Regions from separate parts of the Homo sapiens genome. Here region 1 is linked to region 2. Evidence: chromatin loops called from intact Hi-C (ENCODE). Cell type or tissue: Caco-2. All regions are shown on one strand. Links, peaks and the distances in the headings refer to the core of each region. The heading gives the core; the rest is flanking DNA. Region 1 has its middle 65 kb from the start of NDNF-AS1. Region 2 holds the start of NDNF (neuron derived neurotrophic factor).

Region 1 (8,337 bases), core at 82-8,081, 64 kb before region 2:
AAATTATCACAAATATCTGGGTAGACCTAGTCCCTGATACAAGATAGGGGAGGTATACTCTTTGGGAAAAGTAAAGGTCTAGTGCTCTTTACTCATTTGGACAGAGAAAAAGGATTTCCCAGATCAATATCCAGAAGCTGATTGCAGTAACATTACCCCGCACTAAGTCTTGGCTCAAGAAGGAGGGTGGTGAATAGAGATGCTCACACTAATAAGAGAGAAGAAGGGTGGAGTGTGATCCATTCTCCAAAGGTGCACACCATCACTTTCACTTTTCTTCCCCAAGTACAGCCCAACTTCCAGAGAAGGAGATCAGGCTCCATTTCTTAAAGGAATAAATATAAAAGAATTTGTGGAGATATTTTAAACCCACCACGGACAAATTATGAATACAGAAATATAAGGCACATACTGAGAGAAAATATTCACAATACCTATATCTGACAAAGGATATATATGTTATATAAGAATAATATAATATTCTTAATATAATATAGTACTATTCTTATATGAACACAATCAACCCAATAAAATATAGGCCAGAGTTTTGTACAGATACTTTGCAAATAAAATGTATGAATGGCCAATTAGCACAAAAAGAGATACTTAAATGTGGTACAACTACATACCCACCAAATGGCTAATGTAATATTCTCAATATTAAATTTTGGTACATGGAGCACCCGGCCCTCTATAGATTTCCTGTGTGAGTGTAGCATGATATAACCACTTTGGAAAACTTTTTAGCAGTTCCTTATGAAGTAAACATATACTTACATCATGATCTAGCAGTTCTACTTCTAGGTCTTTACCAAGAGAAATCAAGACTATGTCCACAAGCAAGGTGTGGAGCTCACATTTGTAATCCCAACAATTTAGGAGGCTGAGATGGCAAGATCACTTGAATCCAGGAGTTCGACACCAGCCTGGGCAACATGGCAAGACAGACTTTACAAAAAATAAAAAATGAGTCAGGTGTGGTGGTGCACAGGCAAGACAGACTTTACAAAAAATAAAAAATGAGTCAGGTGTGGTGGTGCACACCTGTAGTCCCAGCTACTTGGGAGGCTGATGTGGGAGGATCACTTGAACCCAGGAGGCACAGATTGTGGTGAGCTGAGATCGCACCACTGCACTCCAGCCAGAGCAACAGAGTGAGACCCTGTTTAAAAAAACAAAAAAAAGACACAATACAACCTACTTTTTTGAAATAATAAAATAAAATTCAAAAGAAGAAAAGAATACAACTTTAGATGATGAGTAGGCTGAACACTCCTAGGGACACTGTGGCTGCAGAAGGGAGCTACCCCCTGTGGGTCTCCTCTGAGCTGTTCTACTATTCAATAAAGCTCCTCTTTGTCTTGCTCATTCTCCACTTGTCTGCTTACCTCATTCTTCCTGGTCATAGGACAAGAACTTGGGACCTGCCGAATGGCAATGCTGAAAGAGCTATAACACAAACAGGGCTGAGACATGCCCCTTGCTAGCCACCATGTGGGTGAAGAGAAGGAGAGAAGAGCTGTGGCCCTTCGGAGATCCCAGACCTGGAGCTCCCTGAGCCAGGACTGTGACTTCCTCTTTGGGGCCCTGTGGTTCCTGGTATCTCCAAGCGTCTTGGTGTCACCATGTTCCCTGGTGCCAGCTGGGGAAGCTGCTTGTGGTATGCTTAGTCCAGCTGCAGCCTCACAGAGAACTGGTGCCCATGCAAACACCTGGAGCTGCCCACCCTGTGGCAGCAGTTGACATGTCTGACTGCACAGTGGCTGGACCCCACGCTCACACACCCCTCACTGTTCCACACCTGACTTGTAGTCTCCCGTGGAGGTATGGGATCCAGGGTGGTAGCATGAGCTGAGCATAGCCTGCCAGACTGAGTGGGGAGAACAAGCCCAGCGGGCCCTAGCAACACTTGGGAAAAGATGCCACTGACCACAGTGGTTTCCAGCCTGAAAAGTGACCCCCAAAGATCCCACAACACCTTCTCTGCTGGTTCCATTTCTTTTGACAACATACTTTTATATACCATGTACTACAAAACCCAAATAAACAGACAAAATGTTTTTATTTACTGATCCTTAGGCTCCCTCATACTATCTCTTAATATCTCTGTACTATCCTGTAACATTACTATGTTAGTATACTTACCCTTCCCTCTTTATCCTGCTGTAATCTGCTTTTCATGCCTACTCATCATCTAAAATTGTATTTTTTCTTATTTTGAATTTTATTTATTATTTTAAAAAAGTAAATGTATATATTTGAGGTTTACAACATGATATTATGGGATGCATATAGAAACACAGATACATATAGAAACACAGATACATATAGATAGTAAGAAATTGTATTTTAAAAAAATATTTAAATTTATTATCTTTATTATTTGAGATAGGGCCTGCCTCTGTTGCCCAGGCTGGAGCACAGTAGCACAACCATAGCTCACTGCAGTCTTGAACTCCTGGGTTCAAGTGATTCTCCTACCTCAGCCTCCTGAGTAGTTGAGACTACAGGTGTGTGCCACCACACCCTGCTATTTTGTTTTATTTTATTTTATTTGTAGACAAAGTCTCGCTATGTTGCCCAGGCTGGAGAAATTGTATTTTTAAAGGTCAATATGGCTCCATTAAACAAAAATATTTCCTCCTGTGCTCATCTTCTTGCAAGTGTTGACACCATGGACTACTCCTATTGTTGATTCCCTCTGGGCTGTTTCTCTCTTCCCATCTTATCAATGTGCTCGCTGACTTACATGAATGATAAATTGCAGCAATCCACGTTGCTTACTTACTTGCTATTCTAGTCAATATTCCCTTCTGAGTCATCCTATACTGGTCTCCGCACCACAAACGTCTCTCTTCTCTGTCTTTCAAAGACCACCCCTTTCATGAAAACTTTGATACCAACCAGGGTATGTGAGTCCTCATCCCTCCTTTAAAAGAATGCACTGATAGCACTTGTACATTTTTATGGCTTTCTCTTTGTTTTTGTTCTCATAATCTACTAATGTGCTTATCCTCCCTTTAGTTTTTAACTGATTTGGAGGCAGGATATCATTCTTTTATATAAGACTTTCACAGAAAACCTCATGAATCTGGGCATATGATAGGTCTATAATCTCTAACCTATACAAATATAAATACACCTTAAAATAGATGCTGTAAGGAGGCATGGTATATCTGATTTTCCCCACTTGTGAGCATGAAGGGGTGCTCAGTTGTACTGTACATGATAGTATAATTAAGGGATATATTTATACATGAGGCTCGGTATACTTAATGTATAATGAAAAAAGAAGAATCCACTGAGAATGACTCATATCATATGGTGAGATTAAAAATATTTTACTATAGGTAGTTCTGAAATGGTGAGCCTATATTTTAAAATTCCATCATATTATGTTTCAGGTAATACATTCTCTGTCATAGGATGTAAGGCTGAGAAAGCTATTGCTTCGGAAAAAGTTAGTCAGGCCAGGACAGAAAGCCAGCAAACAAAAGACAACCCTCAACTCTTAAATTCTAGATGGATGTTAAACTCTGGGGTGAGATAAGAACTTGAAAGAAAAGGTTTCTAAGTGTGAAAGGCCTGTTGTTTTTGAGAATAATCAGCTCAAAGTTTGTTCCCTAAAGTGTATTTTTGAAAGATTATATGATGGTATGAGGCAATTTTATGGCTAAAAATGAAACAAAAATATCTCTAGTGCTGAGATGAGGAAAGAGGGCATGAGAGGTAAAGTAAGAGTTAGTCTTTGATGAGTGTTTCAGCACAAGCTATCCCCATCCCTGGGCTAAAGTCTGCAGAGTTGGGGCAATAAATCAGTAAAATATCGACTATCTGAGAGCAGAAGAAACTTGTGTTCTATCTGGAATTTGGGTGTGAACAGCTGCCTTGGAGTTTTCCCTGTGCCAATACCGAGCAGGACAGTAGAACTGGCTCTTCCACGGGAAGAGGCTGCACACCTAGTGTAGTTTCCACATCCCCCAAATAAACAAGGTAGGGACATGCGAATCTCTGTTCCATGAGGAGAGGTGATGACTCTGGAGCTATAGACACAACATGGTTCATATAAGATGAGTTCATTATAGGATATAAATGCCCTCCTATGATGCTATGATGTTCTGTATGTAAAACTTAGAATACTTGTAACTTTGGCATTTTCTTAGGGAGAAAGAAGTGACTCAGTCTAAACCTTAAATGACTGAGAAGAACTGGGATTCCTTGATCATATAATCTGCCGTCAGGATGAATGGCATTATGAAGTAGACAGGATGTTGTCTAAAAATTTTTGTAAAGCAAAATTTTTATACAACCGTATATATATGACTAAAATGTCACATGGGAGAGCACAGTATGCAACAAACATTGGTTGCAATTCCTTAGTAGGCCATCAATTAACTTAATTGCATCCAGCATTTTTTTTTAAAGGCAGAGTCTCACTCTGTCACCCAGGCTGGAGTGTAGGGGCATGATTTTGGCTCATGGCAACCTCCACCTCCTGGGTTCAAATGATTCTCCTGCCTCAGCCTCCCTAGTAGCTAGGATTACAGGCTCGTGCCCCCATGCCCAGCTAATTTTTGTATTTTTAGTAGAGACGGGGGGTTTCACCATATTGGCCAGGCTGGTCGCGAACTCCTGACCTCAAGTGATCTACCTGCACTTGATCCCAAGTGATCCCAGCACTTTGGGAGGCTGAGGTGGGTGGATCACTTGAGGGCAGAAGTTTGAGACCAGCCTGGCCAACATGGTGAAACCCCGTCTCTCCAAAAAATTAACTGGGCATGGTGGTACACTCCAGTAGTCCCAAGTACTTGGGAGGCTGACGCACGAGAACCACTTAAACCGGGGAGGTGGAGATTGCAGTGAGCCAAGATCGCACCACTGCACTCCAGCTTGGGTGACTATGCAAGACTCTGTCATAAAATAAAATAAACAAGTGAAATAACACAGTAATGGATAACCAAATATTGTGTGTTCTCACTTATAAGTGGGAGCTAAGCTTTGAGGACACAAAGGCGTAAGAGTGATATGATGAACTTTGGGGAATTGGGAGGATATATGTTGGGAAGGGGATGAAGGATAAAAGACTACACATTGGGGGGTATAGTGTACACTGCTTGGGTGACAGGTGCACTAAAATCTCAAAAATCACCACTAAAGAACTTATCCATTTAAGCAAACACCACCTGTACCCCAAAAACTACTGAAATAAAAAAAGTAGGATTCTAGGAAAGCACAGATTATCATAATAGCAGTGAGTTGATTACCAGTCCCCGGCACTGGCTGGCACATTTATTGAGTGGAAGAAATAGTTCCTGCAAAGAGGCTGGAGAATCCTTGAAAAAAAAAGAAAAAAAAGAAAAAGTAACAGACTGACTACTGCTGAAGCCAGAAAGGATAGCACAATATTTGCTTTTGACCCTGGTGAGGTCAATGCCACTGACAGGGCTATATATTATAGATTTCAGTAGAAGTGTTGATTTGTAGTCAGGGTCCAATTTCCCTAAAGCTGAAGATTGGCTTGATAATGTGAGGAAAACTCATGTACCTAAAGGGACCTGTGAAAGGAAATATGCCTTCTGATGTTTCAACTGAACAGCCATTAAATTTTTGTTAGCAGGATCAGGTAGGGCAGTGACAAATTCAGTATTTCATTAGATTCTCTTTTCTTTGGTGATAAAGGAAGGCTATGGAAGGTTAGCTTTCTGAAAATGATTAACATGTGTAAAAAACATTGATAAACCTTTTTGAGTAATTTCTAGGGTTCACTGAAGTACAATAACAAGTAAGATTAACAATACAGAACGATAAGTAGGATAGGAAATATATTAGATAAATAATCTTGTTTCAGCATTTTAGATGGAAGCTGTCTACTTTGTGCTTTCCTCAGCTTGATCGAAAGATCTTTGGTTAGAAAACTTGCTCTATTTTCTGTCTTTGAAAGATTCTTAAGAATTCTTGGCTGAAGCTCTCCCAATAAAATAGATGTCCAATTGTCCAGGTAAGATGGTTTGAATTTTTTTTAAATTAGAGAACATAGATCCAAAAACAATGCCTTAGGAGTTTACCATGGTACTACTGTTGATAATACCTGGTAAGGTCTTTTTATCAAGGTTTGTGGGTGGTCTTATTTCAGAGGAACAAATCTTACTTAGGTTCTGTTTAGTGTGATGTTATGGGCAGGCCACTTGTACTTGCTGTAGATAAGACTGGGTATATGCATTAATCCATTGCAATACTTGGATTGCAAGTATTGCAACAGAGATTAAAGGTGTAATTCCTAGATACATGGGATGGCCTCTTATTAATTTATAAGGTGAAAGCTGATGGATGCCAGAAAGAGTTGATTTTAATGTCATTAAAGCTTAGGAAATACCTTAGGCCAGAAAAAGTTGAAGACACCTGGATGCATTGCTTAGTTCAGTTTTAGAGTTTCATTTATTTTCTCTACTTTTTCTGAATATTGAGGATGAAATTTCTCTTAGTAAAACCTAAGGCTTTGCAAAGTGCATTAAGAAGAGTCCCAGGGAAATGTGTGCCCTGTCACTGAAGTGAAGGGTTACATTTCCCCATGTCAGAAGCAAACAAACAAAAAAATCAAATAACTTTTTCACTACCATCACAGCTTTTCCCTCCAGCAAGAAAAAGCCTCAATCCATCTTGAGAATAAGCAAACAATAACTAAAAGATATTTATTGTCCTGTCATGGGAATGATTGGGGTTGAAGGTATTCAAAGGGACTTGGAACCTTCTTTTCAGTCTTGGCAGGATTAGGCTGTTGGCAAGTAAGATATACACTGGAAACATCTTTGGCAAGACTCTTAAAATTACCCAGGTAATGATGTTTCAATATCATGTCCAATTTTGTTATGTTAATTTAGGTTAACTTATTTAGGTAACAATTTAGGTAAAATAACAAAGCATTTTTGCTAAACTCCAGAAGATAATTTGTTATGATCAGACAACAGTTTTATAACACCATATTATCTTTAAGTAATGTGCATTCTGACCTCCCCTAATGCTTTCCATCTGAATCAGGGGCTTATCTTTGGCAATTAATGATAGCATCTTTGAATCACTCCAGAGTTTTTCCTATTTGGGAGGTGATGGGTACAATCATTTTAGTAAATGCTGCTTGTTTAGCATAGGCCAGTTAGGTCATTATCATAGGATTCTGGATCATTATGCTTTGAATGAGTCTCTACTTTTATTATGGGTAAAAGCTTAATTTGTTTTCATTTTTATGTAAGTATCCGCAGAGAACAGGAAACCTCTTTTATTCTAAAGCATTACCACATCATAGACCACCTTACAAGCATACTTACTGTCTGTACAAACATTTGCTCTTTAACTCTTGTTACTTGGCTGTCTCAGAGGCGTGATAAATTCAGCCATTTGGCTGATTTAACTTTTTGGTAGAAGCTCAGATTTCAGTTGTGAATTTAGATTTGTGATAGCCTGCTTATCATTTTCCATTTCTTATTTTTAGGTACAAACAAAATTAAATCAGGATTGTCCAGGGGTGTTTCCAGAAAATTCTCCCACAGAGGTCAAACAATAAATAATGAGATTTTCCTTCCTTAGGTAAAAAAATGAGAGTTGCTGGGTACCTGGTGTTATAGCAACCGATAGAGATCTTTAAAGGGGAAAGTAACAATTTCATAGGAAGTAAGGTATCTAGCTGAGGAATGCTGAATCTGCACATTATGAGGAATCATCACATTGGTAGAGACAATAGAACCTTGTCAGCTGAAGCTTTCACAAGCTCTGCTACCACATCTTTTACACAGGGTAGATATGCATTGGCCAATGGACTGAAATAAAAAATGGGTTTCTGATTGTTTCCCTGTAGTTGAGACAGTATTCTATTGCCTGCCCAGAACATTGGGTATAAAAAGACAAAAGGGTTTGTAATAGCTAAACAAAAAAGAAAGGGGCCTTCTTTAGTCTAGTTTCCCAGGAAAAAGGTTCAGTGATCTCAGCAGAATTCAGCATCCTGGGCTCCAATATCCAGATATCCTTAAAAGGCCTAGGATTCCTTTTGGTAACTGCACTAGGAATTTCCTAGGCTGTAGAGATGATTCATTCTTTATAATGGTCATGTCGATCCATTGTACAAATAGTTTATACTTTTTCTTTTAACTAGTCCTCTGTTGGTAGACTACTGGGCTGTTTCTGGTCTTTTGCTGTTGAGATAATGAAGCTATAAGTAGCCAGAATATATGTCACACATGTGTGACCCTATCTACGGGTGGAAATGTCTTTGGGAATAGCTGGACATGGGGTAAAAGAATGCTGGCAGAACTTGCTTCTCTGTTCATCCCTAGCTTCCCATTCTGG
Region 2 (8,337 bases), core at 274-8,273:
GGTCTAATTATGAGTTCAGATTTTACTGCTTATTTTAGAAAATGTTAAATTTCAGGCTCATATTCTATCTACATCTGTGTATATAACAGCATTGCCTCAGAAGACAAGATATGGTGATTTTCAGTTGTTGATAAAACACATATTTGAATATAGTCCATATTTTTGGCTATGTTTTTAGATTGTGGAATATATGTTCTCAGAGCACACAGCTGGAAGAAGAGGGTGTTTACCTTGATTTCCGCTTAGAGAGAAGAAACACTGACAGAAACTTGTACAGTCTCCATTTACTTCAGCTGGTCACCACTATTTGTGATATTAGCTGAAATCATTCCAATTAGAAAGCAAACGTGCATGCATGTTGTGAATTGTTTTTATAATTTGGTTTTTATATTTAAAAGTCTCCACGCTGTGGAGGCAGTGTCTAAGAGTTCCACTCAAATGAGTTGATTCCCAATCACGCGTAATCATATTTTTATTGAGTACTCTCCAAACTTTATATAACCTTACCATTATTCCTAAAAAAGTTTTTCTTTTAACTATAAAAAAGACGGCAAATTATTTTAAAAGAAGAATTAAAAGAGACATTTGATAAATTATACATTTATACTACTACCTCTAGCCACATTTTTTTAAAGAAAAGATTCATTTTAGAGTTTTCATAAGTGAAGCTAAAAATAAATACTTCAGAGAAATATATAAAATATTAAATGTGTCATGTTCAAATTTGTTACAGAAAAAATTAACAAGCGAAAACCAAGACCTATTAACTAACTTACTAAAATAAATCAGTTTCCAAAGGATATGGAAGTTATTGAAAGAATGATGACATATATCTTGAAAGTTTCTATACTTTTCTCATAAACTTGAGGTTTGTGGACTTTAAAGTGAAGTTTAAATCAAAGTTAACTCAATGAGTTCCTTGAAAAAAATTGGCATTGTAATAGGGCCAAATACCCAGCTGTTCTGTGGCCAAATTTGTCTCTTTATCCCAAAGTGAAAAATCTACAGACCATTTTGCTAGTTTGCTTTTATACCACATTGATCAAATTTGTTACCCTTAATTTTTAAAATCAAAACAAGCCACAACTTTTTTTATTGGGGGAATTAACATTATATATTACATGTTTTCCAAATATTTCAAAAGACTAAAATTCATGTGTTTGTTGGTTTGCAGTTTTTAGTAAAGTACCAGAAGGAAGGGGAAAGGTGTGGATATTGCTTCTTTGGGTTGTGTGTTTAGGAAGGAAGCAGCCAAGGATACACCTGCTTTTGGCACTGGCTTAGGCACTGGTACAGCAAATGCCAGGTGTCATCTCAGAAGAGGCAAGAAATACGTGAAATACACACAGCCAAGCAAACAGACTTACACTGAAATGGTGTGATTTTCAACAAAAATATAACTGAGTTTATGGTCAACATACCACCATGTGATACAATAAAGTATTAGCATTCTTGTTTTTCTGTCTCATACTACATGATTATTTTTTAACAACAGCAGCAAAGTATTTACTTTTTTTTTCTAGGAGGAAATTAACATGGAAGCTTGACTGCATGCATGCTGAGTGTCACGTAATGTTACATTTGTAATACAGTGGAAAAATACAGCAGAATTTATCCTAACTTCAGGGAATAAAATGCAAAGTATTTTAAAATAGAGTATTTAAATCCTGGAGGATTTGATTTTAAAATCAGCTTTCAAAGCAAAGATTTTGTGGGGTTTACTATTTACTATCAACCACGCTGTGGCTTCTATTAAATGATTATGAGCCCACAGGGGAAGAATAAATTGTGTTCTTTAGAATAATCATTCTAAAATAAACATTTAGAGGTTCTAGATATTATTTCAGGGTCAAATGAATTAGTTGAACTATTTTGTTGGTTATATTGGGTATCCCTGCCTTTGACCCAATACAGATGACTATGAGACATATTTTCTTCCAAGTGATTAGCTGATGGCCACTGACTGGCAAGGTTCAGCTGCTACTATAGGTGTATAGGTCCCCAAAGCAAGACCTGACAAGAAGGCAGGTAGCAAAAAAGTGAGACAGAGAGAGAGAGAGAGAGCACTACTTGGTCACTATCGACCACCTTATCATGGAGAAACTAAGGAAAGGAGATTAAAATAATCTTAATTAGCACATATGATGTGTAATTCACACTCTGTTCCTATGCTCTCGGTTGATTCAGTCATCATTATTCCATTTCCAATATCTGCTCATCCATCATACCAAAATGATAAGTCCTAACGACGACAACAAAAACACATTCAGTTTTAAAGTAAAAATTCTGACCTCTAGATAGGCTGAAGAGAATTGCTATAGAAATAAATATAGGAAGAGAAGAGATACACTTTATTTCTACTTTTCTCCCCTTCATGTCAAATAATTTGTTAGAGTTTTAAAATACATTTTTCTCCCTTCCACAACAGAGTCTGGTCGATAAATCCAAGTGAGAAAACTAAAATCTGAAACAACAAGGTTCACGCAGCCAACTAGAAAAGTCTCTACATTAAGCTGACGACTGACCTACTGTGGCTATTTCCAAGGTAGCATTCCATCGACCTGGTATTGGCAATGTTGTGACAATAGTCTTTACTCTTTAACATTCATACTTCACCATATGAATGTTAAACAGACCCAGGACAAATAAGCTGAGGGTGGGGGCTTCTCTTGTCCTTAGAAGGATATTTTTCAATTACATATTTTGTTACATCCTAAGAGATAAAAGCTGTATCTGCAAGTGATTAAAAGATGTTTTATATTCATGGTTTCATTTCTGCTGAAATAAATGCGTAATTTAAACCAAACATAATTCATAGCAATTTAGGCCTATTACAGAGTTCTAGCTTCTTTTTTATGATAGTTACTAATTAAAACAGAGTGTTACTGCCACACTAAGCCTAAGTCTTTGACATACAGGTTTAATGAATAAAATGTCCTGACACAAAAATGAAAGCAATAATGCAGACAAGGCTGCAAGCTGTTATGTTTCAAGTGTGTGGTAAAGATTAAGGGCATTCACTGAAGTGATGAACTGTGCAGAGAAGGACCTTGTAATTTCTTTCTCTAAAGGAAGAAGTAAAGGAATTTTTAGAGAAATCTGAAATAGTACTAATTTATCTAACTCCTAGGCCCCTCATTCCCAGTTGTCCCTCTCTCCCCTCCAAGAGTTTAAACTCATAAGAGTCACTTCTGAGGAATAAATGATGGGGTATTTTAATATAATCCTGAATATAGGTTTAGATTGAAAATGGGAATTGGGACCATAATTAATTATGTTGCCAAGTTTTTTAAACTTTAAGAAGACAGATGGAGGCAAATGACATTTTATAAGAGTGCAACCTTCTAAAAGATCATAGATTAAAACTGTGGTAAAACGACAGTATCTTTTTTGACATTTGATTAATCCCATATGCAGAATGACTGAAGAATTAATACGGTTTTGGTGTTTTCACTTTCTGAAACCACTGTAATAAGAGACTGACATAAACTCAAACCCCAGTATAAACACAGTCTGAGCGAAGGTTGCGGCCTTATTATCACTCTTAACAAACAATAATGAATAATCATACCGATCGCCCTCACTACACTCTGCTTTATATACATATTCCCTCTCGGATCCATCCATCACTTCTTTCAAGATAATAAAACAATTCAATCCCATCAAATCCCCTGCAACCGCTCCCTTGGGAGGGATGTTTTATCTCTACTTCTCCGAACCCAGGGAGGATTTTACTTGTTTGAAGGGGGCGGAGAATGGAGCGGAGTCCTATTTATTTCCATTGATGACTCCCCTGGTTCTCACAGGCGCTCAGGGACCGGGTGGGAGGAGGAGAGGAGGAGGTGCGGAGATTCCCTCCGTCAGAAAAGAAAAAGGGTTCAGGAAGCGAGGCAGCAGGAGGAGGGGTGGAGGGGGGAAAGAGAGGGTAGTGTGTTTGGGGAAAGCAGCAACTAAATGAAAAAATAAACTCTTCTTTGTGATTTAGCGGGATCGACAGATGAGAAGCAAATTTATCAACCCAACAAAGTTGCTAAAAAGAACTCTGTAAATAAATTTAAAGAAAAGAAGGAAAAAACATAACAACAACAACAAAACCCAGACATACACTCAGGTTCATTTCCCGCTCAAGGTCTTGGTTTTAGGGAGCCACCCGTACCCAAGAGCAAGAAATGGACAGCGCCCCGAAGGGGGCCAGGAGGGGAACCGCAACTTGGCCGGAGGGACAGCTCAGAGACAGCGTAGAGGTGCCCGCGGCAAACTCCGAGGAGCTGATGCGGGGCGGGTCCGGGGAACTGCCGGGAGCTCTCACGCCTGGGCCTGGGATAGGGTGCGGGCAGAAAGGTGAACCGAGAGCGCACAATGCAACGAAACCGCACTCCAAATTCAGCAGTTTGCAAAGTGCCTCCAAGAAAACAGCTGGGACCTGCAATCACTCGTTCGGACTCCTAGGTTATCGGGGCCGCGGCGACTCCGCTCAGTTAGAAAGGTAGCGCGGGTGAGAGCGAACCCCAACTCACGCACAGACAGGACGAGGGCACGAAGCCGAGTCTCCTGGCTGGGGCCGTAGGGGGCGTCACCTCGGTGGCCGCTCTGCTCTCCGGAAGAAAGTATGAGCCGGTCCCAGGCCACCTCGCTCAGCCCAAGGAAGTTTCTATAACGATGCTCGCCTACCACGCAGAGGACAAATGAGGAGCCAGAGCGGTTGGGGGTCGGGCCAACCGAACTCCCGGCCCCGGCTGCGCAGCTCCCAGACGCCCACCAAGAACTCGTGCGCTGCCTGGACCTCTAGCTTTTCGCCCTACACGCAGACGCCCTCTGCAAAACCCCAGTCCCGCAGACTTTCCCTAGCGGCGGGCGGAGGGCATGAACCTGGAAAGGGAGGCAACAGCCCTCTTGGCAGGCGGGCAAAGTAAGTGTCCAGGCTAAGTCCGGGATAAAGGCTCCGCGGCTCCCCAGACCCCACTGCACCCCGAGCTCCCGGGTCCCAGGTCTTCCCCGCCCTTGCGCTGTCTGTCCACCTCCTCACATCTCTCCGGGCCGCCCAGCTTCGAAAGCAGCTAAATTAAAAACAAACAAACAAACAAACAACAACAACAATAAAAAAAAAAAAACGAGGGAAACCTGCTCCTGCCCCTCATGCCCTCAGCTCCTACGGATAGGGCGCCCTTGAGAAGCTTCTTGGGCCTTGAAGATTTGGGGGCGCGTGCCTCGAGCCCCCATCTCGGATGACCCTTCGGGCGTGAACGCTCCTTGTGCTAGGTCTCAGGGTGGCGGGCTAAGGCGTCGGGTCTCTGGGGCATTGCTTTCCTCTCCCCACTTACCTTAAAAAGATCTGTTTTTCGTAGGGAAAATAGAAAAAAATCCCTCCCCGTGGTGTGGTGTGCGAAATAGTCCACGTCCCCGGACCCTGCCAAGATGCTAAGCACCAATATCCAGGAACGAGAAGCCTGGAGGGCGGGGACGGAGGCAGATAAAAGAGAAAAATTCAATCCGCTGAAGTGTCCCAACTTTGCGGTCGGCACAGCAAACTTCAAAGGCGGGCGAGGGCGGGCGGCGCGCGGTCGCCGAAGTTGCTGCGAAGTGGAGTAGGGAGCCGCGCGGGGCTGGGGAATCCCGGGGCAGCGCCGAGAAGCGGCGGGAGGTCCTTTTAAACTGCAGGGAGCGTGCGGGGGCTGGGCGGCGGGAGGATGCCGCAGCGACCCGCGGGGCTGGCGCGGGCTTCGCCGGCCGCCGCTAGTCGCACAGGCGCCTGGCTGGAGCGCCGCGCGGGGTGCTGGGAGAGCCGGGCGCACGGGGCGGCAGCGGCCGTGGCGGGTGCGCTGCTCAGTTAGCTCCACTCTCTCGCGGCTGGAAGTGGGGAGTGTGTGTTCGCTCCCGAGTGTCACTGCTGAAGCCCGGAGTCTCTTCCCCTCCCAGCCCTAACCCCTCCCGCCTCACCGCTGCCCGCCCGCCCCCTCCCTCCTCTGCCCGTTGCCTCCCCCTCCGTCCCTCCTTCTCTCCCTCCCGCTGCGCGCCAGCGCGCACGCACACACACACACACACACACACACTCATACACATACACACACTCACACACAGACACCCTCTCCCTCCTTTTCTCTCTCCCTGTAGCCCTCCCTCCCTCTCTTTCTCTCACACACACACCACCCTGCTCAGCGACCCAGCGCTCCCCAAACAGGACCCTCGCGGGCGGCATCGCGAGGGACACGCTGCTGTCCTAACCTTAGCGCCACTCGGGGAGAATGAAGGAGGCCCACCGAGCCCCCGACAAAGCTGCAAAACCCAGGAGACGCGCACGCGGGACCATCACACTGTCAAGCAGACCGGGGTGCACAATAGAGGGAAACTCTGGGGTTGATCTGGGGGCAGGGAGGGGGACGTGTTAAATCCAGAAGGTTGGTGGTTGGAGGCGGAAAGCAGAGTGTGCAAACTGTGCATTCATGTCCCACTTTTCACCCGAACGCCTGCCTATCACAGCCTTCACTCAGGGAGCGCTTCCCCCTCGGCGCAGACCGAGCCTCCTCCGATTTGAAACTCAGCAGCTGTTTTAACAATTGAAAAAGCGGCCCTACAGGACCAGTGAAACGGAGCAGAGTGTGTGAAGCCATTAAGGCTGACTAGGTAATTATGATAAAAAGTTACCTAATTAGCAACCTGGCCTGGGCTTAGGAAAACCAAGAAAAAAAAAGTACCGAATGATTTGGTGATCTCATTTTTGCAACTGAGAACCTGATTTCCAGCAAACCTGGTTTTATATAAGTTCTAATAATATATAATTATTTATTAAGATATAGTGTCAGTATTGAAAACACTAGTTCTGTTATTGCCACAATGAAATTAAGGTAGGTAGGATGAAAATCAGCCTTATCCCGGTCATATTAAGAACTATGATCTTTTTTGCTAAACAGTTGGTCACAGAGGGTGGACCAATGCAGCTCCTAAAGTTTTGTGGTTCCTAGATGAAAACACTGCAGGAAATGGATTTATAAAACCGTTTACACGACATAAAATAGTTTTGTAAAATTTTTAAACACTGAAAAGGACATTTCAGATCACTGTGCAAGCATATTTTTTGCAGATGAGACAATGAGGTGAGAAAAGTCCTCATTGTATCTCCACTTAGGAGATACGATCTAGAGCAGATCCCTGGGTCATTCATTAACAAAGCTTACGAAGTCCCTGCTGTGTACCAGGTATGTCTTATGTGCTGAGATTTAGAGGTGATGGTGCTGCCTTTAAGGAACTCACCGCCTGGTGAGGAGACAGAGGCATAAATGAAAATGTGATTAGCACTATAATAAGTGCAGGTACCTGGTCCTGTGGAAGCATGGAAAAGGAAACAGCTAACTCCCCTTCAGAAGCTTCTCTTGGTAGAGATTTCAGTGTAGAGTTCTGAAAGACAAGGAAGAAATACAAGGCCAACAAGGATGTGGTGGAGGGGGGAGGGCATTCCACAAACAGAAGCAAGTGAAGAGGTTAGGAAAGTGTCAAAGTACATGGTGTGTCCTGGAAACTAGGAGACTAGGTGCGGCTAGACTGCAGGTGAAGTAAGCAAGGCCAAGCCACACAAGGCTCTCTGGGTGTAAGGAGCCAGAACTTGCCTGGAGGTGGTGAGTAGTTGGGAAACTGTTAAAGGTGTTAAGCTAGGACAGATTCTAAGGTTTGTAAGTATTATTAGATAATGTGTTTTAGAAGGTTTCCTCTGGTTTCACTGTGCAAGACAAATAGAAGAGAGATCACAGTGAGGTTATTTCCAGAGGAAAAATTAGGTCTGAACCAAGGCAGCAGAAATGCTGTTTGGGAGGTTAGGACAGCTCTAGAGATATTTAGGAAATAGAATAGACAAGGCTTAGTGATTGATTGGACATAGAGGGTAATGGAGAGAAGAGAGTCTAGACTGACTCCCAGTTTTCTGGCTGGTGCGCTAAGGCAGGGATGGTGCCACTAGCCAAGAGAAACACACAGAGAGGAGCAGTTTTAGGAGGAATGTAATGAGTTCTGTCTTAAACTTGTGGAGTTGGGGGTGCCTCTGTGACATCTGAGTGCCCTGCCATTTAGGCAGCCAAAAGGAAAGTTCCTAGGAGGGTAGACAGGAGCTGGAAGGATACATTCAGGTGTCTGGCAAGCATGGGGGAGGAGTAAGGCAGCCAGGAAGAGAAGACTTAGGATGGGACATGGCAGACACCAATGTCTTAGACATGGATGAAGGAAGAGGACCCTGCAAAAGAAAGGGATGAACACCAGAGAAGAAGGGCAACAGAGTAGGACCAATGAAGCCAAGGGAGGACAGGGCTAGTGACCAGGGTAGAAAGAGGCAGACAGATGGAGACAACTAGA

What was found. A loop is a pair of places that touch in the nucleus more often than their neighbours do. Peaks named below come from ENCODE experiments on the same cell type or tissue, not always from the same donor. Only the 100,000 strongest peaks of a DNase experiment are listed, where the experiment ranks them.
Region 1: a loop joins it to region 2, with 2.5 times the contacts of the local background. A loop is called at or near these places in 2 of 110 quality-filtered maps.

Annotation. Positions count from the first base shown.
Region 1 is chr4:121,002,469-121,010,805 of GRCh38, forward strand. No RefSeq gene overlaps it. Among named protein-coding and RNA genes, the nearest start is that of NDNF-AS1, 65 kb to the right of the region's middle. In Caco-2, for the core only: no CTCF peak of the experiment used is centred there; a DNase peak (open chromatin) is centred at 3,833.
Region 2 is chr4:121,066,672-121,075,008 of GRCh38, forward strand. NDNF (neuron derived neurotrophic factor) reads right to left here and starts at 5,864. Exons shown (of 4, transcript NM_024574.4): 1 at 5,322-5,864. NDNF-AS1 (NDNF antisense RNA 1) reads left to right here and starts at 4,691. Exons shown (of 3, transcript NR_187407.1): 1 at 4,691-4,909; 2 at 7,079-7,193. In Caco-2, for the core only: a CTCF peak has its summit at 4,748; DNase peaks (open chromatin) are centred at 4,860, 5,880, 7,210, 7,490 and 1 weaker place; H3K4me3 peaks cover 3,314 bases; H3K27me3 peaks cover 411 bases.